Regions from separate parts of the Mus musculus genome. Here regions 1, 2, 3, 4 and 6 are each linked to region 5. Evidence: chromatin loops called from intact Hi-C (ENCODE). Cell type or tissue: gastrocnemius. All regions are shown on one strand. Each heading gives the region's core, and the rest is flanking DNA. Links, peaks and the distances in the headings are about the cores only. Region 1 has its middle 37 kb from the start of Neurl1b. Region 2 has its middle 16 kb from the start of Atp6v0e. Region 3 has its middle 14 kb from the start of Bnip1. Region 4 holds the start of Atp6v0e (ATPase, H+ transporting, lysosomal V0 subunit E). Region 5 holds the start of Gm17382 (predicted gene, 17382). Region 6 has its middle 41 kb from the start of Gm34455.

What was found. Peaks named below come from ENCODE experiments on the same cell type or tissue, not always from the same donor. Only the 100,000 strongest peaks of a DNase experiment are listed, where the experiment ranks them.
Region 1: a loop joins it to region 5, with 3.0 times the contacts of the local background. A loop is called at or near these places in 22 of 42 quality-filtered maps.
Region 2: a loop joins it to region 5, with 10 times the contacts of the local background. A loop is called at or near these places in 25 of 42 quality-filtered maps.
Region 3: it touches region 5 in a loop (9-fold over the local background); 37 of 42 quality-filtered maps call a loop at or near these places.
Region 4: a loop joins it to region 5, with 2.4 times the contacts of the local background. A loop is called at or near these places in 21 of 42 quality-filtered maps.
Region 6: a loop joins it to region 5, with 3 times the contacts of the local background. A loop is called at or near these places in 25 of 42 quality-filtered maps.

What each region holds. Positions count from the first base shown.
Region 1 is chr17:26,449,605-26,454,845 of GRCm38, forward strand. No RefSeq gene overlaps it. Among named protein-coding and RNA genes, the nearest start is that of Neurl1b, 37 kb to the left of the region's middle. In gastrocnemius, for the core only: CTCF peaks have their summits at 2,189 and 3,194 (motif pointing left); DNase peaks (open chromatin) are centred at 1,523, 2,179, 2,976 and 3,178; H3K4me3 peaks cover 409 bases; H3K27ac peaks cover 3,004 bases.
Region 2 is chr17:26,657,474-26,662,714 of GRCm38, forward strand. No RefSeq gene overlaps it. Among named protein-coding and RNA genes, the nearest start is that of Atp6v0e, 16 kb to the right of the region's middle. In gastrocnemius, for the core only: a CTCF peak has its summit at 2,921 (motif pointing right); a DNase peak (open chromatin) is centred at 2,943; H3K27ac peaks cover 474 bases.
Region 3 is chr17:26,792,586-26,797,826 of GRCm38, forward strand. No RefSeq gene overlaps it. Among named protein-coding and RNA genes, the nearest start is that of Bnip1, 14 kb to the left of the region's middle. In gastrocnemius, for the core only: a CTCF peak has its summit at 2,342 (motif pointing right); a DNase peak (open chromatin) is centred at 2,333.
Region 4 is chr17:26,673,533-26,678,649 of GRCm38, forward strand. It overlaps Atp6v0e (ATPase, H+ transporting, lysosomal V0 subunit E), which reads left to right and starts at 2,864. Exons shown (of 4, transcript NM_025272.2): 1 at 2,864-3,046. The coding sequence starts at 2,943. In gastrocnemius, for the core only: a CTCF peak has its summit at 3,425; DNase peaks (open chromatin) are centred at 2,861 and 3,159; H3K4me3 peaks cover 2,815 bases; H3K27ac peaks cover 3,161 bases.
Region 5 is chr17:26,883,657-26,888,897 of GRCm38, forward strand. Gm17382 (predicted gene, 17382) reads right to left here and starts at 2,590. Exons shown (of 3, transcript NR_168075.1): 1 at 2,311-2,590. In gastrocnemius, for the core only: CTCF peaks have their summits at 1,452 and 2,650 (motif pointing left); DNase peaks (open chromatin) are centred at 1,473 and 2,636; H3K4me3 peaks cover 1,773 bases; H3K27ac peaks cover 1,581 bases.
Region 6 is chr17:26,460,792-26,466,032 of GRCm38, forward strand. No RefSeq gene overlaps it. Among named protein-coding and RNA genes, the nearest start is that of Gm34455, 41 kb to the right of the region's middle. In gastrocnemius, for the core only: a CTCF peak has its summit at 2,020 (motif pointing right); a DNase peak (open chromatin) is centred at 2,054; H3K4me3 peaks cover 1,273 bases; H3K27ac peaks cover 2,781 bases.

The DNA of each region.
Region 1 (5,241 bases), core at 651-4,650, 430 kb before region 5:
GAACACAGGGTTGGGAAGATGTCTCCATCAGAGTGGCCTGTGAGCAAGCCTTCAGGACATTTCCTTGCTCAATGAGTGATGTGGACGGGCCCAGCCCACTGTGAGCAGTGCTCTCCCTAGATGGGTGGCCCTGGAGTATAGAAGAAAGAAGGCTGAGCAAGCCGAGGGGAGGAAACCGATAAACAGTGTGTCTCTGTCATCTCCAGCTCAGCTCCACCCTCCAGGTTTCTGTCTTGAGTTCCTGCCTCACTTTCCCTTCATTAAGGACTGTGTTATAAAATGAAGTCATCTTTCCCTCCCCCAGATTGCTTTTGGTCATAGTGGCTTTATCACAGCAATGCAAGGAAGTCGTCAGTGTCCCTCCTGGTCTTGCACACTTGTCCCTGCCTTCTCCAGTTTCTCTTTGAGTGTGCAAAGCCCCCACCACTCCTGCAAACAGACTCTGAGCCAACCCTGGGTTTGGCCATCTTACATGCACACAAATTTCTCTTTCCCTCGCTCTTGAGGTTCTGCACGCTGAGTAGCACACAGAGCTAACAATAAGGGGTCATTTAGTGAGCACTTCCTACACGTGAATGACTTCCATTTCATCCACCGGTCCTCACAAAAACTCTGGAGTAGGCCCTGCTGCCACTAAAGAGAAGCAGGACCAGAAACAGGAGTTCTCTACCTTACTGTGTAGCCGAAAGCTTTCTTCTCTGACTTCTTCATTCTGCTCCAGCATCTAGTCCTGGTGATTTTACCAAGGCAAATGAATCTTCCAAGGAATTTCATCACAGCCTTCACCCACCTCCCCAGGTGTTCTGGCCCTGTAGGGAAGCAGAGGAGGAGGAGGCTCGATGAGGGCAGGGCCTGCAGGTGAGGCAGGCTTTGAATGGACTGGCTCTTTTGCTGCAGTCCAGCTGACCTGTGGCTAAATCTCCAGTAGAAAGGAAGGAAGTGAAGAGAGTGGGGAAAGAGAAGGGAGAAAAGAAAGAGAAGAAAAAGAAGAAAAAGACCACTCATTAATTTGAAACACAGATGGGCAAAGAGAAGCAGTGGCCATATCTGGACGATGATGTACCATTGTGCCCTCCCAGAACCAGGGTCTCACCTAGGCTTCCTATAGGTTCAGCCTGGTTCTGGAAGTTGTTTTGACTTCTACATGAAGATGGGAAGAACTCAAGTATTCCGGGCATCCAGTTCTGGAAACAAAACTTGACCCTGACTATTAAATACATCCAGAGAGGAGGTACCAGCCCTGGTCCCCTTTTCTGCCTGCTGTCCCAGATGTGGCCCGCCTAGGCCTAGGCATCTTTTCCGAGGCTGTACATAAGGCCTATTACTGCAGCCTCAGCTGCCCGAGCAGCACAAGATCAGCTCTGGAGTTGCTTGGCAGTCCTGGAGCCTACACACTACTCCACCCACCTCCTGTGTGAGACCCTCTCCACTATCTCAAAAAAATCACTCTGCATGTGACAGCACCCTGGAGCCATCTATGAAAGGGAGGCCCCTCCCTAAACTCCATCTTCTCGCCAGTAGGTTGGCATACTGCCTGGGGCTTTTGGTGTCAGCTAGCACAGGGCCTCTGGGATCTAGCATGGTGGATGAGAGAGCATGAACACACATTCAGGTCCAGACCTGCTTCTGGGTGAAACCCCTTCCCTCTCAGCCTAGTTGGATCTCTGAGGAAAGAGAGGCATCCCCCACCTTGTGGGTTAGGTCACAGTGATGCCACATAGTCAATGCTAAGTACAGGACTCTATTTTATCCTGATTTCCATCCGTTCTATGGTTTACCCACAGTCAACCTTGGTCTGAATACTACACAGAACACTCTGGTAATAAATGACCCACAGGCTTACACTGTACATACATCCTTCCAAGTGTCCACAATGTATATGCTACTCAGCCAGTAGCCACAGTGAAGTTAATTGGCTTGTCAGATCTGCTGTCGTGGTAGGGCAGGGCTCTAGCTGAGTAACCCTCAAATACTTCACAATGGCCCCAGGTGGAAGCAGTGAGCTGCAGACAGGAACATGGAGGGCACATGGATGCTGCAGGCCAGAAGGAAGGTGCTTGCAACACAATGCTTGCATTTGCCCCCTTGGGGTGTTAGGTGTCTCTTTTTGGATAAAGAGGACTAGGCAGTTGTTTGTTCCCCCAGTGACAACCTGCTGGGCTATACACAGCTCTGCTCCCTGCAGTCTACCACCACGTGGTGGAGCTATTGAGTTCTGTCCCACCTCCACCAAACCGGTCTCTAAATTTAGCGCACCTCCTTCCCACAAAGAATGAAACCAGGGTGCTGAGACAGGGGCTTACCAGGCCTGCTTCTGAGCCTGCTCTGGCCCCGTCCCCTTGTTTGTTTTGGTTCCTGGTCAAGAATGCTGGTCCAGGCCTGGGAGGCTAACCTTCTGACTCTGGAGGGAAAGTCACACTTTTGCTCAACTCCCAGGAGCAGTCTCGAATTCCAGGGGAGGCGTGGGAAAGGCCAGGCCTTCCCCAGCAAAGGCAGTGGAGCTGCCTGAAACCCAGTCATTGCTTCCAGCCTCTGCACTGCTCCCAGGGACAGCCAGCCCACTTCAGGGGGATGGAAATGAGCCGAGGGGAAGGTCTCATGAGCCAGCACAGGATAGACGTCAGAAGTTGCTAAAAGGGAATCCTTCAGACACTCCCCCTGCTCCCTCTCAGACTCCTCCTTCTCTGTGCCAATCTCACCTCCACACAGGCCCCCTTTGGCTGTGCCCTGAAAAATAGAGACACCTTTTCACAGGGGCATTGCTTTAGCTACTGTGGCGGTGATACAGAGGCCGAGGCTTAGGTGAGCCTCTTCTAAGGTTTCAGAAAAGCCAGGCACTAGAGGCAGGCAGCTTTTGGCCAGCAGGGATACTGTCCTGAGTCCCACCAGCAGAAAGGGGCTGCCCGGCCAAGGAGCAGACAGGTCAGCAGGTGGGTGCACCACTGGGTCTGGGGCAACAGTCCAATTTGGCATTCTCCTGCCTCATCAGGCTCTTCCCCAAGATGTCCTCAGAAGCCATTCCCTGACGGCTCTTAAGCAGGTTTCCTCCCTGAATTGACACAAGGGCCCCTGCTCAGGGACAGCCCACACTTAGGCCTCTGGAAAGCCATAAAGCTGAAGTTGGAAGGGGTTTCAGCTTTTTGAAGAGAGGCAACTGTGGCTTTTTGGAAGATGAAACATCATCTCCCTCTAGTGGACATGATGAAATGTGGCGCCCCTCCAACTCACATAGGCAGCTGGCTCTCTGATCAAATCCAGATCAACACTTCCACCCCACCCAGCACCCTCCAGGTGTCACCCTCCAGGTGACACCCAGCAATCAGGAAAGTGAAAACCCAGTAGTTGGCTTTGCAGGTTGGTGTTTTCAGGATGTGGGGATATCAGGGTGACTTGGAGGCTGTTTTTGGATGGCCTGGCACGGTGGTGGGAGCCTACTGGAGAAGCTCAGACCCCGATAGGATCCCAGGATTACCACACCCTGAAGGACCAGGAGGTGGGTCATGCACCTGGTCCTTGCCTCAGGTCACTGGTCTCAGGCTCACTTTAATTCACCCAGCCTACCTATGCCAGGAACCTTAAAGAGAGGCAATGGGAACACAGACATAAGACAGCATATTAGGAGTGCTAAATGTATAGCTTTAGCGACTGGAATATGAATATCCCAGAACTTGAGGAATTTGTGACCCAGTGATTCAGAGGCATGGTCTAGTGTGTGGCAAGTTTCTGCTGGGTCACAAAGCCAGTTACTTTTCAGGATGATAACTGATAACATGCGTGGCTACCTCTGCACACTAGCTAACAACAAGCAGCAATAGTGCCAGCCTGCCCTCTCAGGGACACAGTGGCCCTCGGGCAGATAGGCCATACTGAAGTGGAGACTTCTGGTTTCTTTGGAAAGTCAGTTGTGTCAGATAGTGTTTTGCTGGGGCAGATGCCTGAAGGAGTGTTTCCCTGAAGAGGACACAGGTGAAAGGATGTCTCACTTAGGCAGACTTGTGAAGGAACATTTCACTGGGACACATGCTGTTTAGAAGGATCCAACCGACAGTGGATGGTGTTGAGTGGGAATGGTGTGCCTTACCATTGCTCATCATTTGTCAGGACCCGATAGAGAGAAACACACCAAAAAACTTCTGGTGGTGCACTGGTGGCTTCTTGCTGCTTCCGTGGACTCAGGCAGGTTGTCAGAGTGATGTCAATTGATAACAAACTCACATGGAGTTTTGCTAAGAGAGACTCATGTGCTGAGGCAAGACACATATCCAGGCAAGACCCATAGAGGACACATGACATTTGGAGGGAGTATAAATAGGACCCAATGGACAGTGACGGGGCTTGCCTGTAGAGCTAGCTGTGCAATGCTTCTTGGTCTCTCGTCTTCAATGGCATATCGTCGGTTCACTGAGAGAGGCACAGCCAAGAACTCCTGACATCCCTGGTGGTCCTGTTTCTCCTGCTGACTCGTGCCTAGTCTGCTGAGGCCTGGCTGTCTCTGCTAGGTTGAGCCACCGCTGCTGCTATCCTGACACTACTGAACTGGACTGCTGGTGGATCCGTGAAGTGTTTGCAAGTGGATCGAGCTGCCTCTACTGACCTATGAACTGAACTGCTGATTTCCTGACAATGCAGATGAGATTTGCTCCAAAGAACATTTTCTAAGCAGGTCCACTTCCCCCGTATCCTAGTAACCTTTCTTTTCTACTACCTCTGGTGGATGGTGGGCTAGAAGGGAGGTTAAAGCATTTAAGAACCATCATTAAATTACATTTTGAAAAATGAAAGCTTACACCATATCCTCCAAACATTAGGCCAAAAGCCTCTCTCTCCAACACCACAGTGACGGGTCTGAGACTCACTCACAGGGCTTGCTTGGGAATGACATGAATGTCCCAGACACACCAAGCAAGAAAAAAGTCACGAAAGCATCTGTGTGATATGATGTCATTAGAATAAATATTATACCAATTTAAAACCAAAATAAAATAGATAAACAGATGTGGGGCAATGGGCTATGCACAGACAGGCTAGTCTCCAGTCAAGCCGAGGTTGTGAACCCCGGTAGAACCTGGTGGTGATAATTCACCTACATGAGGTGTTCCCTCATGTCTCCTGGACCCCTGGCTCCTGTCGAAGTTACTGCCCCACAGCCCCCACAGGAGAAGCTGTGGCTAGTAGTCACATAGACAATGTCCCAAGCTTCTGACCTTCAGGCTAGACTCCTCCCAGTTACCTAGCAACAGT
Region 2 (5,241 bases), core at 472-4,471, 230 kb before region 5:
TCTAATCAAGTTTAACTATGGGTACCTTAGGGGGAGATCACCCTGGGAGGAGGGGAGCCTGATGTGACTGAGCCACGGGTGAGGCACCCAGGCTGGCAGTCCGTTCACCCATAGAACACTAGTTTTACTAAAGTGTTTGCTAAAAACAAAAGAACCATTTCCCGTTTGTCCTCAAGCAGTAGCGTTTCCAGAAATTTTGAGAGATCTACCCTGGGATGCCACCTGTCTGGAACACAGACCACCAAGGGACTTTCTCCGTGGATGCTCCTTGGAACTGGATCCATGAACTGACAAATGTATTTGAAGTTGACATAGAACATGGAAGACTGAATCCTAGCCAGGGGCCCTGGGCTGCAGTGCTTCTAAGAGGCAGTGGTGAAGGGGCATCCCAGGGAGAGGTTCAAGTGCTAGGCGAGATGGGTGTCATCATGGAGGAAACCTGGGAAGAAGGGAAGTGTAACAGGACTCAGAGGAAGGAGGAAGAGGGGAGGTCAGTCACGGTAAGTTGCTTTTATTTACTAGAAACAATGACAGGCCATTAGAGGTCTAAAGCCTTTTTTAAGAGAAAAATTTGGGGGTGGAGGGGATGGCTCATCAGGGAAAGGAACTTGCTACTGTAGCCGTCTTTGCTACTTTGTGGGTTCTTTTCCCCACCCTTTATCCCCCCAGTTTCCCCTGCTATCACTACATAGGAAAGGATAGCAGGGGGAGACAAAGAGAGATCTCAATCTATTTTTTTCTTGTTCCTCCTTTAAGCAGGACTACTAACAAAGTGCAGCCAACCCCCCACACCCCACTCCTGTACAACCACCAACCACCTGCACTGCCTCTTGGGGCCCTGGCATTTATACACCTTCTGAAAAGTTCCCAGAATTCTAAATATCACACAATCGCCGAAACCATTTGCAGCCAGCAAAACCGTGCCTCTGCTAGAGCACGAGGCAAATCATAGCTGCTTCGGACAGTCAGAAGCAGCCTCGCATCCCACATCCCCCAGCTGAGATTAAAGTGAAAGCACGTTCTTTTATTTTTGTGTTCTTAAAGAAACCAAAATTGTCACTACAGCTACCAGTCCTGATGACCCACATGATGGAAGAATTAGCCCCCTCGTTGCCATGGTATATAATGTATGAATGTATATACACACAAGTAAATACAGAAATGAAAAATATTTAAGGGCCAGTGAGATAGCTGGTGTATACGATGACCTGAGTTCAATCCCAGAACCCATGTAAAGTTGGAAGGAGAGAGTATGTGTGTGCTTCCGTATGTGTGCCATGACGCTTGATCACCCTCCCATATAATAATAAATAAAATTTATCTTTAAAAAATTATTTTAAAACTTGTTTTCGGGCTCGAGGTGTAGCTCGGTGTTACAGGCCTCCCCCCACCCCCAGCACAAAGCAACCTGGTGCATGCTTCTCGAAGGTTCGTTATCTGAAGATAGACATGGTATCGTGCGAATGTGAATGGGAACTCATGAGGGAGGGCATTCTCCGAAGACCCCTTTTCCTCCCCGCAGCTGCTCCCTGCCAGTTCTTTGCTGGTGAGGTCATGCATTTCATTCCAACCCATCACTGGGAGGACTTGGCATTCTCGGCATGCCAGGAAGAAACAGAGGCGTAATCACACCCTGGCCACACAGCTAGCAGGTGGTAAAGTTGAAATTCCAACCCAGATCGGCCTGACTACCGGGTTCTGAGGAAGCACGGGGCGGGGGGGGGGGGGGCGGGGGGGCGGTTGGTGGTTGTTCCTCAGCCCTAACGTCATCTGAGCAATGTCAAAACAGAAAGCCAAAACGGAGGAGAGTCAGAGCAAGAGGGCCTTTTGTCTCTTTTCTTACAGTTCTCATGTGGTAGTGACCTCCAACCATAAAATTGTTTTTGTTGCTACTTCATAATTGTAATCTTACTGTTATAAATTGTAAGTGCTTTCAGAAGCAGAGTTGCCATTGGGGTCGCGACCCACAGGTTGAGAACCATTGCGTTAAGCCATCCTATAAGAAAGTGGGAACATTACAGAGTCAGAATGCTTCCACGTCTCCTATCAAAGCTCTGTGCCAGCTTTGTGGAGATGCCGAATAATCACTACTTGATTGAACATTGGAGGAAACCAGCAGCAGGGACAGATCTGAATGTACAGTAGAGGAGGCAAAATAAGGGAGCCAGAGAATGGATGAACTCACTCCCATGAAGCTCTGCTGTGAGGACAACTGTGACCCTGCTGGGCACAGTCATGCTGGCACCTGCCCCCAAGTCTCCATAGAAACAGAGAGAGTGACTGATGGTAGGCCCCGTGGTACAACTTTAATCACAGTAGAGGCAGCCGATAGCAGCCTTTCCCGAGCCCTTCTGACCTGGACACACTGACAGTGGGTGGTACTCCAGTTGCCATGGTCTCTTTAACCACAGTAGGACACTTTGTCCAGGTGGAGCCTTCCTCCAAAAATCTCCAACACAGGTTGCAGAGGCGTCTAGAATAAAGTACTAAACCGGCCCCTGCAGTCCTCAGAGCTCCAGTAAGACTGGCTTTGGACAATTTATCTTCCATCTTACCAACTCTGATAAACTAGGACTATGTACAGGACCAGTGTGAAGATGGCTTTGGGCAAGACATCTTTTCTATATCTAAAGGTCTCCATTTGTTAAGGAAACATTACAACCTTGTATCTAGAATCTGGCACAAAGTAGGTTTTCAGTCCATGCACCATGAATGGATGAGTGGCAGGGCTAGAGACGACGAACGAATAATACTTTGCACAGAATATCACTTGGGTTCCTAAGATGAAAACAGCAGAAACCACAGGCCCTTTCCCTCCCTCCTCACTACTACAGTGCTCAGGACAGGTGCCTCCTTCACAGCTCAGGCAAACCCAGGAAGGACCAAGACTTCACTCCCAGAGGATGCGCAGCGTGTCTCAATCTGACGAACCTGCAGGTGGCGCCCGCGCTACCAGCAATCTTCCAACAGAAGAGCAGAGCTCCGGTGCAAGGCTGAGGAGGGGAAGGCAAGGACCCAGAGGTGGGGGGGGGGGGGGGGGTGGGCGGCCATGGACTCAAGACGGTGAGCTGGCTCTTCCCCAAAGCTCTCACTCGGTTTAAAAAAAAAAAAAAAGGTATAATACAAAAAATAGAAATAAACGGTAGAGAAAGCACACTTCACACTGTCTCCCATCGTGGCGCATCGCACCTATTTCCATCAAACAAAGCTAAGGGTTTACATAATTGTGATTAATTTTAGGAGTCTGAGCGCTGAGAGCCAGTCCTCAGCATAAAAGCCTAAATGTGAAGAGTACGTACGGTAGATGCAAAGGCTGACTTTTGGACTATCCTGGAGTGAGCCAGCCCACACATCTGATTTTCTTAGGAAGATTGATTAGAACTGCTTTGTGCCAGATGCTGTCCTGAACACTCTAGGAAACCCATTTAATTCTCACGACAACCTACTGAGATTATACCTACTCTACAGATCAGAGAGTTAGGACTATAAAACTGACAGTTCCCATGTCCAGCAAGAAAGACACACTTGGGACCAGGTATGGCTTTATGAGCCAAGCAAGGGCTAAACAAACAACGGAGGGGTTGGGGGCGGGGGGACATTTAGGGAGAACATTGGTTCTCCCTAAAATTCTTGGAAGGTGAGAGAACACTTTTTTAAAAGTTCAGATTTGAGGGATCAGGAAGTGTAAGTTAGTGGTAAGGTATGTGTTTAATATGTTGTTATAAGTTCAATCTCTAGCATCAATAAATTACATTTTAATTTAATTTAAAGTAATGCAGATATAACCCTGACCTTCCACCATGTGTTTTTATAGAATTGTATGCAATAGGACCCAAATTTCTGCATATAGAACTTCTTAGTAATTCTGAAGAAGCCAGTCAGATGGCTTTTGAAAGGTGTGTCATGGTGTTTAAAGAATTTGGACAATTACAATCAGCCTGTCACATGGGTAGGGTTCACCCAAATTAAACTAGACACAAGTAGAAAATATTTAGATTTTTTTAAAAGTTCATCTATACTGAATATGTACAGATTTTTTTTTCTTTTCATGTCCTAAGCAATACAGTATCAAAACTCATACAGCCTTTACAGTGTACTAGTTGCTATATCTAGATATGATTATGCAGGAGGACATGCATAGGATATACATATACATATATATGCCAAGTGAACATTATGATGGAATGGACTTGAATAGCCATAGATGGAGGTTCTGTGACCAGGATGCTGAGAGCAACTGTGCAGTATATATCTGTTAAGTTTAAACCCTGACTGAGGTACCTACTTAACATATTACAGTGCACCTGGCCTCCAGGTTCTCCCAGCACCCCTCAGGATGCTTTACATGGTATGGCTGGCAAGCCCTGCCCTCTACCCTGAAATCAAGCTGTGCTGCTTCCCCCCAGAGACTCTTCCCTATATAATCCAGACATTCTGGTTACCCACCCTTCCTTTTTGTACCTTTGGCCTCCCGACTGCTGCACTTGGTTCCTCTCTCTCCCTTCCTCTTCCCCTTTCCATCTTCCCATGGTTCAGGGTCAGTTCTAGCCTGGACTCTTCCAGCTATGTCCGCCTCTGGCTATGTCTCCCTTTTATCTACAATAAACTTTCTCCTTCACTGTTCCTGGGAGCAGTCATGTCCTTTTCTTTCCTTTTTCATTTTTCTTTCTTTTTCTTTTTCTTTTTCTTTTTCCATTTGAAACCCATGTAATTTCTACAGACTCCTTTGTGGTGGGAAAGGGGGGGTGAAGTTTGGGGGTGAGGTGTTTGGGAATGGAGAGAAACTAAAAAGACATCATCAAGGAACTGGGGCTGCATGTGGCTCAGTGATAAAAGGGTTGCTGGGAAATAGGAGGTGGGTCTTCGTCTTGATAAAAATAATTTTTGTTAAAATGGACTCAAAAAGAAGTTGAGAACCATCTTGTGGGCTGTAAATCTCAGCTGTGGCAGCCGGGAGGAGAGATGTAAGAAAAGGCCAAGAAAAGGTTGCAGGCTGGGCAACGGAGGTCTCAGAGCAGCTTGTGCGGGTGTGGGGTAAATGGGTGAGGGAAGAGCTGTCTTCTGGGAATAATGCCCGAGGTGTCATGGCAAGCAAGGTGGGCTTTTAGCCTAGTTTACTGGGCATCCTCCCTTTCCTTTGAAATTTTACATTTTAAAGAGGGGCAATTTGCAGTGCTTCTCTATCTTAAAATGGGTGTGTCATCAAGGAAGCAGGAGGTGGGAGGCCAAGCAGATTTGGAC
Region 3 (5,241 bases), core at 799-4,798, 91 kb before region 5:
TGATTCCTAGGACCTGGAGTTAGATTACTCACTCGACAAGGAATTACTGTGGCAAAGGGAGGGCTCAGAGGTTAAGAACGGGCTCTGGCCGTTCTTTCAAAAGACCAGGGTTCCATTCCTAGCACCAACATGGTGGCTCACCACCACCTCAAACTCCAGTTCCAGGGACCTGATGTCCTCTGTAGGCCTGAGGCAGGCACATAGCACACTTATATATGTAAAGCAAGCACTCATGCACATACTTTTTTAATTGATTGAGGGTGAGAGAGATGACTCAGTTGTTGGAGGTACTTGCTGGTTAGCCTGACACCCCGAGTTCCCTCTGCCCCATGGGTGGAAGGGGAAAAGCAGCTCCAGGGAGCTGTGCAGCTTTGGCGTGTCTCCGCATACGCACAAAGAGAACAAAGTTAGCACGAAGAGAACAAAGTTAGCACGAAGAGAACAAAGTTAAAGAAGCAGGGAGCATCTGCTACAGGCTGATCCCTAGACATCACCAGACTTGTAAAGCTAACATGCTCTCTCCAGCATCAACAGAAGAGAGGTATCAGCAAGAGGGACTGCAGAGAGCTGCACTGGAGCAGCCCGTACCGGCATCTCCGAGTGCCCAGATGGGTCTTTCTCCCAGCAGCCTGGCATGGCCTGGGGCATTGCAGGGTACTCTGTGGCTCCCTTCTCTCTGGTCCAGACTAAGCATGACAGAGTGAGAAGCCTGTCCTGTTGACACCCAGCTGTGCCCAGTTCTGTCCATGCCCCAGGTACAGGCTCCCAGCTAGGTCAGCCCTAGAGGTTCCCTATGCTGTCAGTCTGGCTGGCATTGTCCTTGAAGTTCATAGCTTGTTCATAGCACTGGAGGCTCTGGGAGGTAGAGTGAGTGGAAGATCACAGGCCCAGAACTGGAAATGTTCAGACCTCATGGTCCTAAGCAGTTTACCTTATGTTGCTGTGATTTTCCCTGTCCACACAGTGGAAGTCAGAGTCCAAACCAGGCTGGTGTGAATGAAGGGGAAACAGGAAGTAGCTAGCGGGTGTGGCATATGTTAAGAGTCAGAGCCTTTGTCGTGAAGGGACAGGTCATCTTGGGACCAAGTGTATGCTGTTGGCTGTATACATCAGACTGATTTACTGAGTACATTGTAAGTGGAAAGGGATGTGTGTGTGTGTGTGTGTGTGTGTGATGGTGGGTGATAGAAATTCCTAGCCCAGTAGTACAGAATCCCACACATTCAAACTGAACCGTCAGTCTCCTGACTGGGAAAGCTCCTAAGGCAGTAGTAGTGGATTGCATATACAGAGAGTGTGCACTGGGCAGACCCAAGTCATTGGTTCCATCATGGCAGTATGGAACAGAACCACCTGAGATTTCTGTAGAGACGGTGTGAGACTAAAATCCCATGAACTGTTCAGTTCTGCAATTTTCCATTTTATATTTTTATCTGTGGTTGGCCACAGATAGCTAAAGCCATAAAGAGCAAAGTCACAGATAAGGTATGTATGTAAAGGAGGGCTTAACACACACACACACACACACACACCACATATATACATACACACACACCCCAAGTACACACACACCACATATATACATACCCCAAGTACACACACACACACCACACACACACACCACATATATACATATACACACACCACACCACACATACACATACCACACACACCACATATATACATACACACACCACATATATACATACACACACCACATATATACATACACACCCCAAGTACACACACACACCACATATATACATACACACCCCAAGTACACACACACCACATATATACATACACACACCCCAAGTATACACACACACACATACCACACACCACATATATACATACACACACACCCCAAGTACACACACACCACATATATACATACACACCCAAGTACACACACACCACACACACACACACACACACACACACACACTCATACATTCTTAATTCTTGACCTCCAAAGGCACTTGGAGGTGCAAACTATACACACAGATTATAGACAGATTAATCTGAGTGCAGTCGTGACGGGAAGCTCCCACTCGGATTCCAGCCTTAAGTGTGGCAGGTGGGAGCTTTCAAGCAGGGATTTGTCTTGTCTTAACATTTCTCTTTACTCTCCCCACTAATTGTCAACATCCTCACGCTGTGGAAATGTGTGGGCTCTGCGTTCCCTAGAAGTGTCCCTTTGGCCCTTTTACTTTGCCTTCTGAAACTAGAGTCTGATTTGACCTATTGAATCACCAGGACCTCATCTTGAACCTCCACCACAGCCTGACTCTCCCTCTTCAGGTTAGCTGTGCAGAAAATGGCCTTCCACACTCAGCCAGGAGGGGGCAATGTCCACACTTACTCTGCACTCCCGAAGTAATAGAGCTATCTCCAGGGACTGAAATGCTCTAAAAGCTACCTTAAAAGGAGGGAGGGTGAAAAAAAAGACAACTAAATGCACAAGACCCCTTCGTGTTTTGGTTGGGCTATGTTCCATAAGTTCCTTTAATATTCAATTAAACAACAAGGCAAGCTCATATACTACATTTTGATTGGCCAATTGGTGCAGCCTTCAAAGGGCTGTTCATTCCAGAGGTGTTTTGCTAAGCATCTAACTTATCTGTATCGACTGTATCTGAAGCTGCAGTAGTGGACAAGCTAATGTGAGCAGATGTACATGCTAAATACGTCCTCAATGTGTCAGAAAATGCAGCGAGCTTTCTGTATCTTTGGGTTCCCCATCTGCAGATTCAATCAACTTTACATTTAAAAAAAGAACAATTTTATACTGTACAGACTTTATTTGTTATGCCCTGGATAGGACAGTGTAACGAGTACTTTTCTAGCATTCGCACTACTTAGGATGCCAAGCAAGAACCCTGAGCACACAGGGCTCTGAGGCCCCTTAGTACAGGGGAAAATGGATCTGCGTGTGGAGCATCCGGGTGGAGGAAAGAGGGCAGCTTTGCAATATTAAGTGTGGTCAGGGCTGGGTGCGGTGCTGTACACCTTTAATGCTACCACTCAGGAAACAGAGGCCAGCCAGTCTGGTCTACATGCTAAGTTTCCTGCCAGGCGGGGCTGCATGGTAAAACTCAATCTGGGGGGGGGGCGGGGGGAGGGGTCAGCTGATAGAAGAGGGGCAGCCACCCAGCAAGCCTGGGGAGTCTAACCAGCTCTCAGGTAGTACCCATCTTGTTTCCCCCCACTTCTCTGTCAGCTCTCTCTCTCTCTCTCTCTCTCTCTCTCTCTCTCTCTCTCTGTTATTCATCTTCTGCACTAAATGCCCACTTAGATCAAGCTCCGTCTGCTTGGCCCTGCACAGGCTCTGAGAGCCCAGGTCCATGTACCTATAGCTTCAGTTATCTATAGGAAGTCATCTATAGGAAGAGCATCAACAGCCCCAGAGTTGTAGAACAGATGAGCCTCCTCAGGGGCTCAGACCGCAGGCACCTCTGTCTCTATGTACTGCTCCTGCCAAAACCACCTAGCCCTTCTCTAGGCTCCTTCTTCCCCAACACACTTCTTCCTGGAGCCTGTTAGGGGTAAGGATATGTCATCCCAAAATGTGAGTGTGTGAGACTGGAATAATCTACTCAGGGTAGACTTTTCTGGGGGCTGGAGACATGACTCAGTTGTTGCTCATCCAGAGGACCTGGGTTCAGTTCCCAGCACCCACATGGCACCTCACAGTTATCTGAAGTCCTCTTCTGACCTTGGTGGGCATCAGGCACATACGTACATTCAGGCCAGACACTCATACACATAAAATAAATCTTTTTTAAAACATTGCTTGTTTGAAGATGGAGGTCTATGTAGCCCTAGCTGTCCTGGAACTTGTTCTGTAGACCAGGCTGGCCTTGAAATCAGAGATCTGCCTGCCTCTGCCTCCCAAGTGCTGAATATATGCTACCATGCCTGGCACTTTTTTTTTTTAATTATTGAAAATGGACTGAAGAGATGGGTCAGCAGTTAAGAGCACTGACTACTCTTCCAGAGGTCCTGCGTTCAATTCCCAGCAACCACATGGTGGCTCACAACCATCTGTAATGGGATCCAATGCCCTTTTCTGGTGTGTCTGAAGAGAGCAACAGTGTACTTCTATACATAAGATAAATAAATAAATAATTTTTTTAAAAACTTAAAACAATATCTGGCTATATCTGTGTGGCTACTCCAGACACCTGACTCCCTGAGTGGTACTTATCTATGTTAAACAACCAAAAGTCACCATCCATTTCCAGGTCCTCCTCTTTTGGCTCCTTGTGCACCTCAGATGCTGGAGGAAGGTCAGTCACTGTCTTGGTTTGCAGGATTTTCATGTGCACATACAAACCAAGTGTGGTTTCCTCCTGTCAATCTGTTCTAACTTAGTTTATAGCCTGGCTGGAGATCCTGGAAGTAGGACAGTCATGCTCTCCTTCATCACTGTTCCTTCGCCCACTCTATCTTCTTGAAACCTTGTAGCAAACCAGGAAGCAAGACTGCATCATTGCTACTGAACCAGTCATTTTGAACCTTCACATTGCTGGCCGTAGATGACCTCTAATGCCGGGGGGTAGGGGGGGCTGGATTCTGCAATAGGATTCAATTTAAAGGTCCTTTAAGGAACAAAGATATTTTAAAAGGCTTGTTAGGGGGATTTTTCAAGACAGGGTTTCTCTGTGTAGCCCTGGCTGCCCTGGAGCTCACTCTATAGACCAGGCTGGCCTCAAACTCCTCTCTTTCTTGAGTGCTAGGACTAAAGATGTGTGCTGCCGTGCCCAGCTTGAAGAATTTTTTAAAAAATAACACAGCAATATAAATTATTTTTTTCTTCCTGGGCTAACAGTGGTCTTCCCTGAGCCAATGGTGGTCTTCCCTAGGCCTCTACTCACAGCTTTGCCCAAGCTACGCTTGAGCAAGGGCAGAATAAAAATAGCTATAGCTAATCTAAGAGATAGATGGTCTGGTGGTGCTGTCAGGGATGAAGGACTGCAGCCTGGGGCTGGGAAGTGTTATTAGACCACTGTCCCTACAGCCTCCAACAGTGGGCTCAGGCTACACGAGTCACCCGGGGACCCACAGCATTGGGTGTGGTGTTTATGTTCTTGGCTCTTTAAATGGGTCATGGTAGCATGGTCAGGGAGACCTGAGTCCTAATTGTACTCTCACTGGCCTGTGTCCCGGGGCTGTATTTGTCTGTACTTGTCCTTGTCTGTGACTAAGGCACCTCTAGACAGTAACAGTGTCTCAGAA
Region 4 (5,117 bases), core at 1,118-5,117, 210 kb before region 5:
AAAGGACGTCACCCCACATCAGTTACGGTGCTCTCTGGCCTCTGCAGAGGTACACACAATCTCACATATATATGTGACCCAGTGTGGTCTGATGTAGAAAGGGCCACCTACACTTTGGTTTTGTGGCTTGTCTACTGTGTTGTCTTTTGAATATGTTATGTAAGCCTCTTCTCCTTCCCCCATCTTAATAGATTTTGTCACTTAAAATAAGAAACCTTATGGATAAAATACTCATCACATAAAGAAGGGGCTGTAGAGATGGCTCAGTGGATAAAAGCATTTGTTGCTCTTGCGAAGGACCCATGTTTGTTTCCCAGCAACCCCTATGGCAGCTCACAATCATCTATAATTCCAGTACCAGGGTATCCAATACCCTCTTCTGATTTTCAAGGGCACTAGGCATACATCTGTTGCATAGACATACATGCAGACAAAAAATATTTGCAAACAAAAAATCTTTTTGAAGTTTTGTCTTGTTTTTTTGAGAGAGAGGCTCTGTGTAGCCCTGGCTGTCCTGGAATTTGCTTTATAGACCAAGCTGGTCTTGAACACAGAGATTCTCCTGCTTCTGCCCACCCCACCCCCCCAAGTGGTAGGATTAAAGGCATGTATTAGCACACTTGGCAACATAGAATAAATCTTTTAAAAGAAGCAAAGAAAACCATCACATAGCTCCTTACTGTATGCTGTGTGAACATTCCCCTGGAACAAGGCTCAGACAGGAAGTAAAGGAAACAAAGAAGACTCAGGAATCCTCTGAAAGTTACAAGACTCACAAGACCCCTTCCACAAGTTGTATGAACAGTAACAATTGCTCAGGGTAGGAAACTGGCCAACCAAGCTGCTTGCAAGTTGTGCAGGGAATTCCAGGAATTTCTATGCCACCCATACTCCTGTAAGTAACTCTAATATTCACTGGTTCAGTAAGGTAGACTTGTGTAGAATGAAAGATTTGGTTTGCCATCCATGCCTTATCTGGGGGTGAATGGACATTTGTTCCTGTATACCCAGGAAAAGTCACATAATAACTATATTCTGATTATTTGTACCTCTTACCAGTAAATTCAAATTATACTCTCTCCTAGGAATTGGTTTGTACCAACATATTCCAATATAAATGTGCTTTGTGAGTTGCTACATAGGCATCCAAATTCCATGAATTTTGTTTGTTAGTTAGTTTGGTTGGTTGGTTTTGGAGACAAGGTTTCTCTGTATAGTCCTGGTTGACTAAAAATCTCTCTGTAAACCAGGCTAGCCTTGAATCCACAGAGATTCACCTGCCTCTGCCTTCTGAGTGTTGCTTTTAAAGGTGTGTACCACCATCACCTGACATAAATTACATGACTATTTTAAAGAAACAAATTATTTCAGATTACTAATGGTGAGCTGAGTGACTATCAAGACATGACCAATAGATGGACCTCCACTTCAAATTGAGTTCTGAGTCTAGTTTGGCCTGTTCCTAACTGCATGGTTCTGCCAGCCTTCACCTTCTAAATTCTGGGATTAAAAGTATGCGGCCACTACAGCTGGCTCAGTTAAAGTCTGAAAATCATTTGCAAAGATGGTACAGCTGCTGAAGGGTCCAATTAATTCAGGAATCCATTCTACTTGATGAAGAAATCAGGAGAGGTGGCTACTACGGGGAAATGGATCCACAGCCAGCACACTGGATTCAGCTGCCAGATCTCCCTTTTCATCTTGCTCTGTCTGCAAGCTTCTGCAAAACCAACCTCAGCTCAGCATGGTGCTTCACTGGCAATCCCAGCATTTGGGAGCTGTTGTGTTCCTCATAGCAAGTCCCTGGCCCCAAGGGAAAAAAAAACCTCCAAGAATTGCTCCCCTCCTCTGTGTCTCAGGAAGTTCATGGTGCAATGAGCCTACAATTCTGGCGAGCCACAATGATATTTCTGGCTAATTCCTATTCTTGTTTGTTTGTTTGTTTGTTTCGAGACAGGGTTTCCCTGTGTAGCCCTGGCTGTCCTGGTACTCACTCTGTAGAGCAGGCTGGCTTCGAACTCAGAAATCTGCCTGCCTCTGCCTCCTGAGTGCTGGGATTAAAGGCGTGTTCCACGATGCCCGGTGATAATTCCTATTCTTTTTTTTTTTAAGATTTATTTATTTATTATATGTAAGTACACTGTAGCTGTCTTCAGACACACCAGAAGAGGGAATCAGATCTTGTTACAGATGGTTGTGAGCCACCATGTGGTTGCTGGGATTTGAACTAAGGACCTTTGGAAGAGCAGTCGGGTGCTCTTACCTGCTGAGCCATCTCACCAGCCCCGATAATTCCTATTCTTATTGAAACTGTTGTGACAACTGGCGGGAATGCAAAGTAGGGCCTGGTCATCCTCAGCTGTCCATCTTCTCTGGAGATGTGACCTCTCTCAGATGGCTGTCAGATTTACTTCTGTAACTCAGACCCTGGCACTCTGTACAAGACACACAGCAGCACCAACGATTAAGAGCCTTACAACCGTGAAGTTACTTACAATGCGACTGTGATTCTTCACTTGCAGCAGAGATGGCGATTGTGAGTAGTTCATGGGCTATGGAAGAATGCAAAGCAGGAGCCTAGCATACAAGACTCTAGAACAGTAGTCCACTATTGTAGGTTTTACTTATTTATGTCTGCGCGTAAAATATAGATAAAACTGTAAATGACACATCACCAAAATGGGCCTAAGTTCTTTCCAGAAAACTCTGCTGGTCCCCTCCCCGGTGGCTGGAGGTTCATCTCAGTCAAGCCCCATGGAACCACAGCCTTGAGACTAGCCAGGTAAGGGCGGGGCTCTAGTCTAAGGGGCGGAGTCCGACGGTCGAGTCACGCCGCGCGCAAAGGGCGGGGCTTTAGCGCGCCGATCACGTGAGCCTCTGTTGACACTTCCGGGTGGGACGAGAGCGAGGCTCCGGACCGATTCGGCTGCTGGGGCGCAGGCATGGCATACCACGGCCTTACTGTGCCTTTGATCGTGATGAGCGTGTTCTGGGGCTTCGTGGGCCTCCTCGTGCCCTGGTTTATCCCCAAGGGTCCTAACCGGGGGTAAGTGCGCCAGGTCCAAGGTGGTGGGAGCGGAGGACCCCGGTGGGAGGATCACGGAGAGAAGGATCGTACGTGGAGGACTACGGCGGGAGGATGAGGCGGGGTGGACCACAGAGGGGAGGACCGCATGCGCTCCTCAGAGCCTGTCAACGTCCCCGGCTGGAGGGTGAGGTCACCTTTGGCGGCCCCTCCCGGAAGTGAATTTTAGGGAGTGCTTTTTGTCTTGATGGACTAAAAGTGTGCACTTCGACTGAAGAGAAATTAGGGCGCCTCCCAAGCCACTGTCGCTGCTTTGGTTCTGTCTTTGATGCACGGGAGGCTTTTTGCCTAAACCTCAAAGAAAGGGATCTGAGAACAGAAATCTCCCTCTCGCCCCCTTGCTGTCGCAGTTTCGGACTCAGACAAGCTTGATGCAGAGCGTTAAGTTCAGCCTTTGCAGCTAGTGGGCCCAACCCAAGCCAGGGTGAGCCTGATCTAAACGAGGTTAAATCACCCAGAGCTGAAGGCATTGTGTAGAAACCTCTGCGTCATACCTTCCAGGGCGCTCCTGCCCTTACTTGTAAACAGTATTTACAGTGGTTGGCCAAGATTTTCATTCCCCCATCTAAGGTTTGCAGAATACCGTTTTCTCTGTTTGGAGATAAACTTCTGTATTGCAGTGTAAAAACAAACCTTTTCAGAGGAGCCTAGGGCACCCTCTTTCTAGTTCCTCTTTTGAATTAAGTAATTTTTTCCCTCTCACTCAAGATCATGTGGAGGTGACACTTGATCTTAAGTAGTAGTGTGTCAGAAACGTCTCTTGCTTTAATGGTTAGACACTGAATGGTGGGTACATAGTGTTTAGCTCCACAACACTTTGTAGAGTAGACAATGTTTACTGAGTGGGCCATTTTGATTAGAGAAAGTTTTACTGTGGGTTTCTTTGTTTTGGGGGGGCTTTGGGGGGTTTGTTTGTTTGTTTGGGGGGGGGGTCAAGATAAGGTTTCTCTGTGTAGCCCTGGCCATCCTGGAACTCACTGTGTAGACCAGGCTAGCTCAAACTCAGAAATCCACCTGCCTCTGCCTCCCAAGTGCTGGGATTAAAGGTGTGCGCCACCACGCCCAGCTGAAGTTTTACTGTTTTGTGATATTGGCTTCTATTACTGTCTGGAATACACTGACTTTTAACAGTGTTTTTTCTATTAGCCTAAGAAAGCACTTTTAAAGATGTATGTATTATTTTATGTATATAAGTGTATAGCTGCATGTATGTAAGGGCATCATGCGTGCAATGTCCACAGAGGCATTTGGATCCCTTGGAATTGGAGTTACAGATGGTCATTAGCTGTCACGTGGGTGCTGGGACTTGAATCTAGGTCTTCTGGAAGAGCAAGTGTACTTAACCAAAGAGCCATCTCTCCAGGTCGCAATTAAATGGCTTTTGAAAGGGAAATGATAGGTGAATATCTGTCCTTTGCAAGCATCAGGGAGGCTCCACTTCTCAGTAACAGTCCTACAGCGTCATCTGCGGTTTACAGCAGCTGATGTGGTATCTGGGCTCTGCAGTTATCAAAGTAATTTGTAGTAACTGAGTACTGAGTCCATTTAGACACTTTTTTTTTCCTCTTGGAGTTAGACAACAAAATGTCTCTGTTGTGTTTAAACCAACCCTGTTCCGTTCCACCACTGTCTGTCTTTCTGGCCTTCATCCCAGAATAGCTTTCATTAACGTGCCTAGTTTGGGCCACTCCTTTCTTAAAACTCTGTTCTCCCCATCCTGGCATCAGGTGCCCCTCCTGTTATGCAGAGTAATGAAACCCCTGGTGCTCACCACAGTCAGGTTCTATTTGACCTGCAGTGAGATCATATCTGGGGCCTATTTGCAGCCTCCACTGCAATCCTTGTTTTTCTTGCTCTTGGCAGGATTGAGCAGGTCTTGAAATGGTGCCTCCTAGGAGTTATAGGCTTAGAGTTTAGGAAACACTGCTCCAAGGTGACTGAGCTCTTGTGACCTTGGAAGACTTAGTTAGCTTTTCCATGTTCCTTGGTTTTACTGAAACATGGATGTTTTAGGATTAATTAATACCAGGTC
Region 5 (5,241 bases), core at 439-4,438:
GTCAGCCTTAGTACTGAGAAACCACGTGACTTCTAAAAACCGCTCTCTGTAGCCTTGGGGTTCATGCTTGAAAGGTGAAAGGCGCCACCTTCTAGGCATTAGGCAAGTCCACCGGGTGACACTGTGTGTCCTGTGACACTGTGTGTCCTGTGACACTGTGTGTCCTGTGACACTGTGTGTCCTGGGCTATGCTCAGTACCTAATTAACCAGACTGCCTAACACAGAGCAAATATTTACCATAGGACACAAGGATCAGGGGACTGAAGGCTGTACAAGTGAAGACCTGAGACTTCGGAGCTCAGGAGCGCTCTTTCTCTCTCTCAATCTCTCTCTCTCCACTTTCCCCTCTTCTTTTCCCTCCCTTTGAAATGCAAAATTTCTATAGTCTTTTTCCCAGTTACCATCCCCTGGGAGCCTCTGGAGACCATTTGATGAATGCTGACCCACAGGATTGTCTTCTTCACACACAGGGGACACCCTTGCCAGCACAGCGGGCGTTGTAGTGGCATTATGGGCAACCCTACATTTCCTCCAGACAGCGAAAGGATGCTGTGAGCTTAAAGCAGAATCTAGAGAGGAAATGCCCCTGCTATTTCCCTTAGCAGTTTGTTTTGTTTTTCAAGACAGGGCCTCGATGTATAGCCCTGGCTGTCCTAGAACTAGCTCTGTAGACCATGGAACTCACAGAGATCTGCCCACCTCTGTCTCCTAAGGGGTTAAGGGTATGCGGCAGCACTGACTGGCCAGCAATTCAGCTTTTATTGCTACCTAGCCTACTTATCCCAGTAAGCCTTCCTCTTGGGGAGTGTGTATTCTCTAGATAGACACACTTTCCGAGTTTTTCCAGCCGCTTTCCTCAGTGTGCTACAGCTCTTTATCATTATAGCGTTACATACTCCAGTAAGCACGTTTGACTTGCCTACCTGTGTCACTTATTTTTTTTTTTTTAATTTTAGAGACAGGGTCTCCTGTAGCCCAGGGTGGCCTCCATCTTACTGTGATGCTAAGGATGAGATCTTGTTCTGAGCTTTCTGACTGCCCCTCCTGAATGCCACTAGACCCCGTTCACTTGGTGCTGGAAACAAACCCAGGGCCCCTTGCATACTGTGAGCACCCTGCCCAGTGAGCTATCTCTCCAGTCCCTTGTGGCCTTTCAACTTCCCTCGCAGGCCGACGGCTCCCTCAGGCAGTCTCTGCCTTAATGTTTGGCAATTTACTAGTTTATTTCCAAGAGCCTGCCTGTTCCCAGCCAACAGCATTCTTGGGCTCAGAGAATTCCCCATCTTTGTTTTGCAATGAGGGAGACGGCGCGAGCTTTTCCTTTCTCTGGAGTTGCTCTGTGAGTGTCAGGAGCAGGCTGGCTCAGTTTATCTAGGATTTGACAGTCAAGGCTGGGAAAGCCAAAAAGATAGGTTGTCGTCCAAAGCACAATGTCGCCGACCTTTGAGAGCGCGTAGGAACTGCAGGGCTGGGAGGCGGGGCCTGTGCCACGGGGAGGGCGTGGCGATGAGGAGAAGACCGCTGTCCCTATCGGTTTGGAGATGGGTCTGGGAAAGCTAGGCAGCAGTCCCCAAGCTGCTGCTGGTCTCGCTTTAGTTTCGTTTTTAAAAATTCTACTCATATATCTAGTTTATTTCGTTCTGTGGACAGGGAAGCCGGGTGGGGGTGTGTAATACCCACCACGTGGCTGTCTTTTGCTGGATGGCTTAAAGGCATCAGTGCTAACTTTCATAGCAAAGATATTGCAACTGCTGTCTAATAAACGGAAAACCTAAGGCCCAGAGATACCCAGTCACTGGCCCAAGGTCACCCTAGTATCAGATGCAGATGGTTTGAATGGAGCTTTGGTGCTTTCTAACCTTGTCCTGTTTGCTATGTCAGGGCCATCTCCAACAAGACTGTCAGAAAAATGAGGAGCAGAGCCCAAGATGATTGGAACATCCTTTGTGACCCGAGAACCCTGCTACTGTTCCCAGAGCTCTGCCCCTTGACCCTACTGAGGCTCCAACAGACTGGCACCAGGTAGGTACCAAGGCGGCCAGGGCCCCATGCATCCTGGTACCTCAAGGGCAATATTAAGCAATCACAAGGTGCCAGCTGTCCTGTGGCTCAGTTGTGTCTCCCACCCCAGTACCGAACTATCCTCTTGGTAGCAACGTGTGCTTAAAAAACTCAGAAAGTAAGCAAAGGAAAGGCAAGCAAATAAAATTTCCATATTCTTACATCCCAGATATCATCACTTTGCCGCCGCCGCCGTCATCATTATCAGTAACAAATGATAGAATGCATTTAAATGGCAAAACAGTTACCTCAATATCACAGCAAGCAGAAAAAAGAAATAACTTCCTGGGAGTCCTTCCAGAATTTTCTTCAGTCATGGACCTGGGGACATATATTTAAAATACGCCTGTTGGACCGCACTGGGAGCACCTCATGTCTTCGGTTTTTCTCCCGCGACGTTTGCGGGACCCTGTCCCAGCACAGTTGCCTGGGAAGAGCATGCCACATCGGTTTTCCCGATTTTCTTCCGCATTCGCCGACACGTGAGTTCCACGCTGAGCACGTGGGTCCTAAGCAGCACTGCTAGAGAACCAGTTGCTGGCCCTGCGGTCTAGCTGCGGCGCTGGGGCTGCGGACTGCTGCCCTCTCGTGGCCAGTCAGGGGAACGCCTCGAGAGTCCCAGCCCTCCAGGATCTCACCCATTCCCTCCCGCGGCAGCTCAACAGCCTGCTCTTGGTGCCCGAAAAGGACAGAATCTTCGTTCTTCATCTCTCATGCTCACCCAGGGGCCAAATCTTGCCTCAGTGAGGCAGCTGTGAAAATTAGTTGGAGCAAGGATGCTTGTCAGGTACTCCTAAGTTGGGGAACTCAGATAATGCCAGGTACCTGCTGGGTGTCCCGCACAGTGCTAAGAGACAGGGGATTCCTTATGCTTGAATTGAACCAGCAAGGGCAGGCGCACTTAGCTTTGCCGCGTGATTAGCTAAGCTGAATGCTAGCATCTATTACCTTCCCTTCATCTACCCACCTAACTAACTCACCCATCCACTTATCTATATATCTATTCAACTACCCATGGGTCCTTCTTCAGTCATTTACAATTCTTCCCTGATTATCAACATACTGAGTGCTGAGTTCTGTCACTTTGGATACGTTTGACGTTCACTTTCCACAAATTTAAACTGCAGGTAACAAAAGCTAAGTTAGATGTCAGACGAGAAAGCAAAATAATGTCCATGAAATCCCTCGAGTACGGGATGCTCTGTGAACAGCATTTGTCATCTTATGGAAGTATCTGCTTTTGTGAGGAAGGCGGGATGCAGGTTCATGCAGCTGGGGCACACACTGTTGTGTGATTGTAAGGCACATACGAGCAGAGCCATTGTGTGTAGGCCGAAGGCTAACGCAGTGTGAAGGGAGGGCTGAGGGCTTGGTCTGGCATCATTAGCCTGATTCTCAAGAGATGGGACTGCAAAACAGAAGAGGAGGTGCCTGGAGAAGGGATACCTCAGCAATGATGATTGTCAGCCATGGAACCCCCCACAGCAGGTGGGCCCCATTCCTGTTGGAGGCTGAAAAACATCAAGAGACCTGATTTGTAAGTTTTTTAAATGATATTATCCAGGAGTCCTCTGTGAAACCAGACAGAAATGACTTTATCAGCTATTCTCAACCTGTGGGTCGAGACCTCCTTGGAGTCGAGCCACCCTTTCCCAGGGATCACTTAAGGCCATCTGCACATCAGATGCTTACATAGTATGATTCATACCAGTAGAAAAATTACAGTTATGAAGCAGCAATGAAAATAATACAGGGGTCACCACAGCCGACTGCAGAGGCGGAATTCAAGATTCTGACTGAGCGGGGCGTGGTGGCGCACGCCTTTAATCCCAGCACTCGGGAGGCAGAGGCAGGCAGATTTCTGAGTTCGAGGCAACCTGGTCTACAGAGTGAGTTCCAGGACAGCCAGGGCTACACAGAGAAATCCTGTCTCCAAAAGCAAACAAACAAACAAACAAGATTCTAACTGAAGCAAGCAGGCACCTTCTGCTTGCCAGTGATTATGAAGCGTCCTCTTCTTCATGTGCCTGTGAGGTGGGGCCATTGCACATGTGTTTGAGGAAGAGTCTGAGGGTCAAAGAGGGTAAATAACTCACCCAGGACATCCCTGACTTCTCTCATATGCTTCTTGAAGGTTTAACTCCAGGCAAGAGCTACCTCGCTCTTCCTGAGTCTTTCAGGCTGGCCTGAGCTCTTGCTTTTCCAAGACAAGACTTAAGTGGCCCCTCTTTGTCAGGAGTGACTGTCAGGATTTCCTCTCTTTAGAAGGGAACCTGAGCCTCAGCCCAGGCTCCCCCAGCTCTCCAGTCCATTGAGTAAGACGATCCCTGGGGACTTGATAGGGACAGAGGCATGCTTCCTGCCCTGGGCTGTCTGCTGGAGGCTTACTGGCTTTTCTTTGTAAATACTCTCTGAAATACTTTAGTATTTCATTTGATTTAATTGCATGTGTGTGACTCATGTGCTGTATGCATTCTGGGTACCATGCACATTCCTGGGCCCCTTGGAGGACTGCCACATGGACGGGAACCAAACTGGGCTCCTCTGCAAGAGTAGTGAGTGCTTTCAACCAGAGTCGTGCCTCCAGCCCCCTTAAAGCAACTCTTTAAAAATCAAAACAGTTTGATTTTACAAATAAGAAGAAATTAAGAGCTCAAGCCGTTATTGCAGATAGATCTGTGTTCCAACAAGTTGTCACGAGGAAGGTGACAGCATCTACATCTAGGCAGGCTGGGAATCTACCTTCATAGGGGCCCTTGGGGGAAGTAGAGGCATGGGGAGTGGACTGCTCTGCGAACCAGGGAGTAGCTGCTGCTCTGTGACTGAGTAAGAAGGCAGGGGCAAAGCCCCCAGCAGACAGAGGGATGGGCACATTGCAGGGAAGGGCTAGGCAGCCTTGATGCAAAGGAGGGTAGCTACAGGAAAAATGGCTGTGCAGAGGGAGACATTTGATATCTGGGCCTAGGGTAGCAGGGAAGCCACGTGGAGTGAGAAGAGTAGGGCTTTCTTAGGGTCCCAGGCAGGCTGCACAGAGGCTCTACCCACCAGCATCCCTAACCCACATGTGCCAGGTGGGAGCCATTACCTGACACCCCCACACTGTTTACTTGTATTAGGTAAAAAAACAAACTCAGAAAACAAAACCCAATGGTTCACACTTCAACTCAGTACTCCTTCCC
Region 6 (5,241 bases), core at 426-4,425, 420 kb before region 5:
TGGTTTTGTTGATATCTGGGACCTGGCTCGAACGCTGGATTCCGGATGTATACATACAACACACTTTGTGCTCACTCCTACAGCACCCCCCCCCCACACACACACACACTGCTGGTTCCCTTCTTCTTCCCAAACATCCTGGCTTCTGCTTCTATTTCTTCCTCTCGATAGGAGAGAGAGAACACGTCGTGGACACTGTCTACTCTTATTCCAGACTGGACTGGACTTCAAATCACCTAGGACACACACCTCTGGATGTGTCTATGAGAGACAGGGACCCTGTGTCTCCAACGCAGCTGTCAGAAGGCTGGGGCTCACAAGGGCCTCTCAGGTCACCCACTGGTTGCTGGCGGTTGGCTCTGAGAGCAGAAGGCACAAGGGAGATCCTGGGGTCACGCACGCAGGGATCAAGGGTGAGCACTCAAAGGATGTGAGAGCATGAACAGGGATGGAGGTGGATCAAGATTGTTGAGCTGTGGGTGTGTAAACTGAGGGTTAGTCTGTGTGAGTGTGAAGGAAAGCAGGTAAGTTAGGCATTTGAGTGTGTGTAAAGAGTGTGTAGGTGGCAAAGGACACAGTCATAAGCATGGACTGTGTATATGTGGGTATTCATACGATAGAATGTGTATGTGTGAGTAACTGGTGTTGTTTAAGTGAGGTGTGTGTGAGAGAGATAGAGAGAGAGAGAGAGAGAGAGGTATATGGAATATGGATATGGTCTCATCCTATAGCCCAGGCTAGCCTAGCATTCATGATAATCCTGCCCAAGGCTTCCTATGCTGGGATTACGGGCCTGGGCATCTTTGTGTGTCTTTTGAACTTACAGCTCTTTTCAGATTTTAACCCATGTAAACACTTGAGCTCTATGGAAGGAAGCAGCTTCAGGAACCCACATGGCGGCGGCGGCAGCAGCAGTCTAGATGGCTGAGATGTATATACACCAATAGCGCTTATTATCAGGAATGGTGATTGAGGTTCGGGGTATCTGATGCTGGGCTACTGTGTGCCATAAGAATGAACAATGGAATGATAGAGCAGCGACTCAGACGTGCTGCAGAACCTGGACGCCGCAGTTCCAGAGGAGGCGATGGAGCTCACTGAAGCCCTCTCTTCTGGAGACACTGGGGGAATCCCATCTCACCTTGCCAGCTTTCTCGGGTCCTCCAGCCTCACACCATGCTGCGGGCACAGCAGCTCAGCAGGCCTGCCCATCTCTTCCTGCCCTCTTTTCTCTCTCCTTCCCTCATTACTCACTCTCTCACCTACAAAAGTCCATCATACATCATACATTATACATGCTCCATTCCCCAGTTACACATGTATACACACCATATTGACTTACATGCTCAATCCATCACACATGCACTCTCCCCTCAATTACACACACACACACAGACACACACACAGACACACACACACACACACACACACACACAAAGGGTCTAAGAGTTGATCCTTTCTCCTGGGCCTTTGCTGGGTTTTTGGCAAGGTGCTCTTGGTCAGTAAGAACATGATAATTGGTGGGTGTGCATGCTCATACACACTCAGCCCCGGTGGCATTGATATTGGTGCTAATCCACTCACAGGGGCAGGGCCTCTCTGACCTAAAAGAACACAAAGGCCTCAGCTCCATCAGGGATATGCTAGGCCTCAAGTTCCAGCATATGAAGTTAGGAGCCACACTCAGACCTAACTCCCGCCTACATAGCCAAACACCTGGGTCCCAGAACCAGCCCTGGCTCATCTCCTCAGCAATTTCTCTCACAGTAGGACCCTCGCCTCTGTCAAAACAGCCACCTCCACTTCCAATCCTCTCCTGGGCCGGAGAGACCCCATCCAGAGTACGTTAAACTGTGGCCGTTGCCTGGAAGGATGCTCCTCCAGGTTCCTGCTCTCAGGGAGTGTAAATTGCCTCTCTGTCATGCATATCTTCCTCTTTCCTGCCTATCTTTGCTCCATCCTCTCCTGTTTTGTCTAGCTGCAACAGCCTTGAGTCACAGTGACCATACACCTTCAGCCCACCAGAGGGCGCTATAACACGGGAAAGCACCTACCTGATTTCCTTTCCCGTTGCACCCTCTCTGGCAGGTGACAGTCCAAAATCCACAGGCGGCTGGAGAACCCTGACTGGACCAATGAGTCTGTTAGTGCAAGCTGCCCAGTGCAGCTTCCCAGTGTGTATGCCTTTCCCATCCCTCCACAAACCCTGGGCAGAACGTTTGCAGTTTGACATGTGACATGATTAGCCCGAAATTCCTTTTCCTCCTTTGAAGCGTCAGGAGCAGATTTCTTCTTGCGGAACGTTAGCAACAACCTCAGACTGCCTTTTCCTTACCGTATATGAGTGAACCTTTTCACCTGAAGGGAGCTCTCCACAGCCCTCTGTGAGGCTTCCAAGTCGCAGCCTCATCTCGTCCCATTATTAAGTCTGAGAAGGGTCATCTAATGGGAGCACTGGCAGGATGCACAGTTGATCTGAACACCAAGACCATTCCTCAGTAACTGTGAGCATAGCCCACAGCATTGAACTCGGCCAAGGGATGAGTCTTATCCCAAGTGGTACAGAGTGGGCTAGTGTGAGATTCCAATATGCTGCTCTCGAGTTCCGCTTTCTGAATATAGTAACTATAAGTGAGGGCTGGAGTCTAATGGAGTTGAAGGGGTTCCACAGTCAGGAGGAGAAGCTAGGCTCCTGCGGTCTCCTCCTTCAAGGATAAGCATACTTGGTAAAGAGAGACCAAGCCATGGCTTGACCCCTCCCGTGCTACCTCCCATCCATGCCCAGAGGACAGCCTGTCCCTCAAGGGGGTGGAAGGATCCATGAAGCCCATGAGAACTGGGCCCCGGACACATCGGGGAAGGAGCATGGTGCTGGCTCAGCAAACATCTGTGGAAAGAGCCAGGTGGCAGGACAGTTCTGATCCCTCCCGTGCCCTGAAGTCCTTATGACCCCCAGCAGTAGGTAGCCTGCTGTTCTTCACATTTGAGGATAAGAAAGCTGAGCCACAGCAGAATCCAGTAGAGCTCCAGGCCTCTACCCATACTTCCTCTGTCTGACCACCAACTCTGCAACCTGGCTTCCTTCATACCAGTGATTCTCCAAGAGTGGTCGCCAGGCAGCAGCAGCCTCCACTGCCACAGCAGCAACAGCAGCAGCAGCAGCAGCGTCTATACTTGACAGAGTCTAGGGCCTAGATGGGCCACACAGTTCATGCTCCAATGTGCAGACAGCCATGTGAGCCTCTGTTCTGTATCAGCCCTCTCTGGGATTTGGGAAATACACTTGTGAGTGGAAAGATTCCAAGGTTCTTAACAAGTCAAGCTGCTGCAGAAGGTCGGGGCTGGTGGCCTTGGATGAACAGAGCCCTATGGTTAAAAACCCCATATAAGCATTTCTGTTTCCATGGCAACTTGAGTTTATCAGGCAGCCGGAAGGGCTGGGAAGGACTGGAGGATGCTCAGGTTCACGCCAAAAGGTCAACATACAGGTACTCAGACCAAACCCCTCCCCTCCAGGGTGGGGCCTGGGAAGCTGCCGTTTGGACAGAACCTGTTACCACCCAGTGCAAGCTAACACTGGGGACCTCTGTATCCATAGAAGGCTTCAGACTAGACAGACTCATGGGGGCTGGTTTTGTGACCAGGTACAAAGCTTACCCCACTATACCCTGAGATTCCTCTCTACAGAAGGTAGTCCTGGCAGGTGAAGGAGTTGGATTCGGAAAGCAGATTAGCTTGGTGCATCTAAAGGGGGAAATCAAGGTAGATGCCGGGCAGCGAAGGTTAAGCCGTAGACTCCGCAGACCACGGTTTTCAAGCCCTGGGGCAGTACGGAGCCATGGAGGAAATGAGCCCCAAACCGGTGCCATCAAGTTTGCATTTTCCAGAATTACAGCCTGAGTGGGGCTGAGCTGAGGAGGAAGAGGGAGGGGCTGTGCTGGTTAGCTCTAGGCTACACTGTGTAGGTTCAAATCCCTGCCCCACCCAATCCCACAGTGGTGGGAACTCGAACTATTGGCTTAACCTGTTAGTGTGTTGGGGGTCTAATCTGTAAAAGGATATGAAAGTCTGATGATAAGAATTCAAGGACCCATATGAAGCCCGCAGCCTGCGTCAGTGCTCCATCGGCAAAGGTCTTATTGTTCTTCCGTGAGCAGAAGCAGGAAGCTACGTACCATGGCCAGTGTAAGCACTCTGGGGACCAAGGCAGGTAGCGTGGTCATTGAAACCCTCCGAGTAGCTCTGGAGACAGTATGGCCCTCTGTCACATTAGAACAGAGACTCCCAACCTCTCAGAAGCATAGACCGCCTGCTAGAAATGTAGAGCTGGCGGGAAGCGTGACCCTGTCCCCCGTGAGCCCTCAGCCCAGGCCTGCCCACATGACCCAGCTTCCTGTTTGTGATACCAACATTGGAGGGAGGAAATCAACAACCCCACCCAGGGCTAGAGGGCAAGAATGTGGATGTGCTGACGTCAAAACTTGTCCCAGTTCTGAAGAGATGGGATGGGAAGGGCTTCCTGCTGAGCTTCTGAGCTAGCCTGCTCTGAGGGAGCTGAGGTGACCTGTGACAGCCCACTCAGCTTTCTCTGTGGGGTGCTGCAGGGGTGAACTCGTGTCCTGCCACAACACAGCTGTAGGACCTGGGCAAACACGTTGCAAGTCTCAGTCCCGTGTGTATAAGGGAACGGCAATGCTAATGGAGCAAGGGTACCCATCAGGTCTGAGAGAAGCCCTCCCTCAACCGTGAGCCTTCTCCTCACTGAAAGAGCCACAGGAGAACCTTGCCTTCAAGAAAGATCCAAGCCCCTCCTGGGGTGAAGCATGCCCTCGCTTCCTTCAGCTCCTGCCACCATCTACCTGGCTGGCAAGGCAGGGAAGGAGAGGAAGCCAGTCACAGAGCATGAAGTATTTCCAGGGGTGGTGAGGAGGAGTTTGTCCAGCATTTATGCTGTGACTCAGGCTGAAGCCTGGACTCAGGCACTTCCTGGTCTAGTGACTCAGTTTCCCTTGTTATACAGCAGCATCACAACACAAGGCCTGCTTTTCAGCTTTGAAGAGGCATTGAGGCAACTATTGAGTACTGGTAGGGCCCTTCATGCCCCATGCTTGGAGGGCCTACTACGTGCCTGAGGCTCTATGCACATTTGATCTTGATTCTTGGCTGAGCCTAGAGAAATTAGAAATACTATTGACCACATTGTATGGCGTGATAAGCAGGCCAAGGGACAGCCTAAGCTCA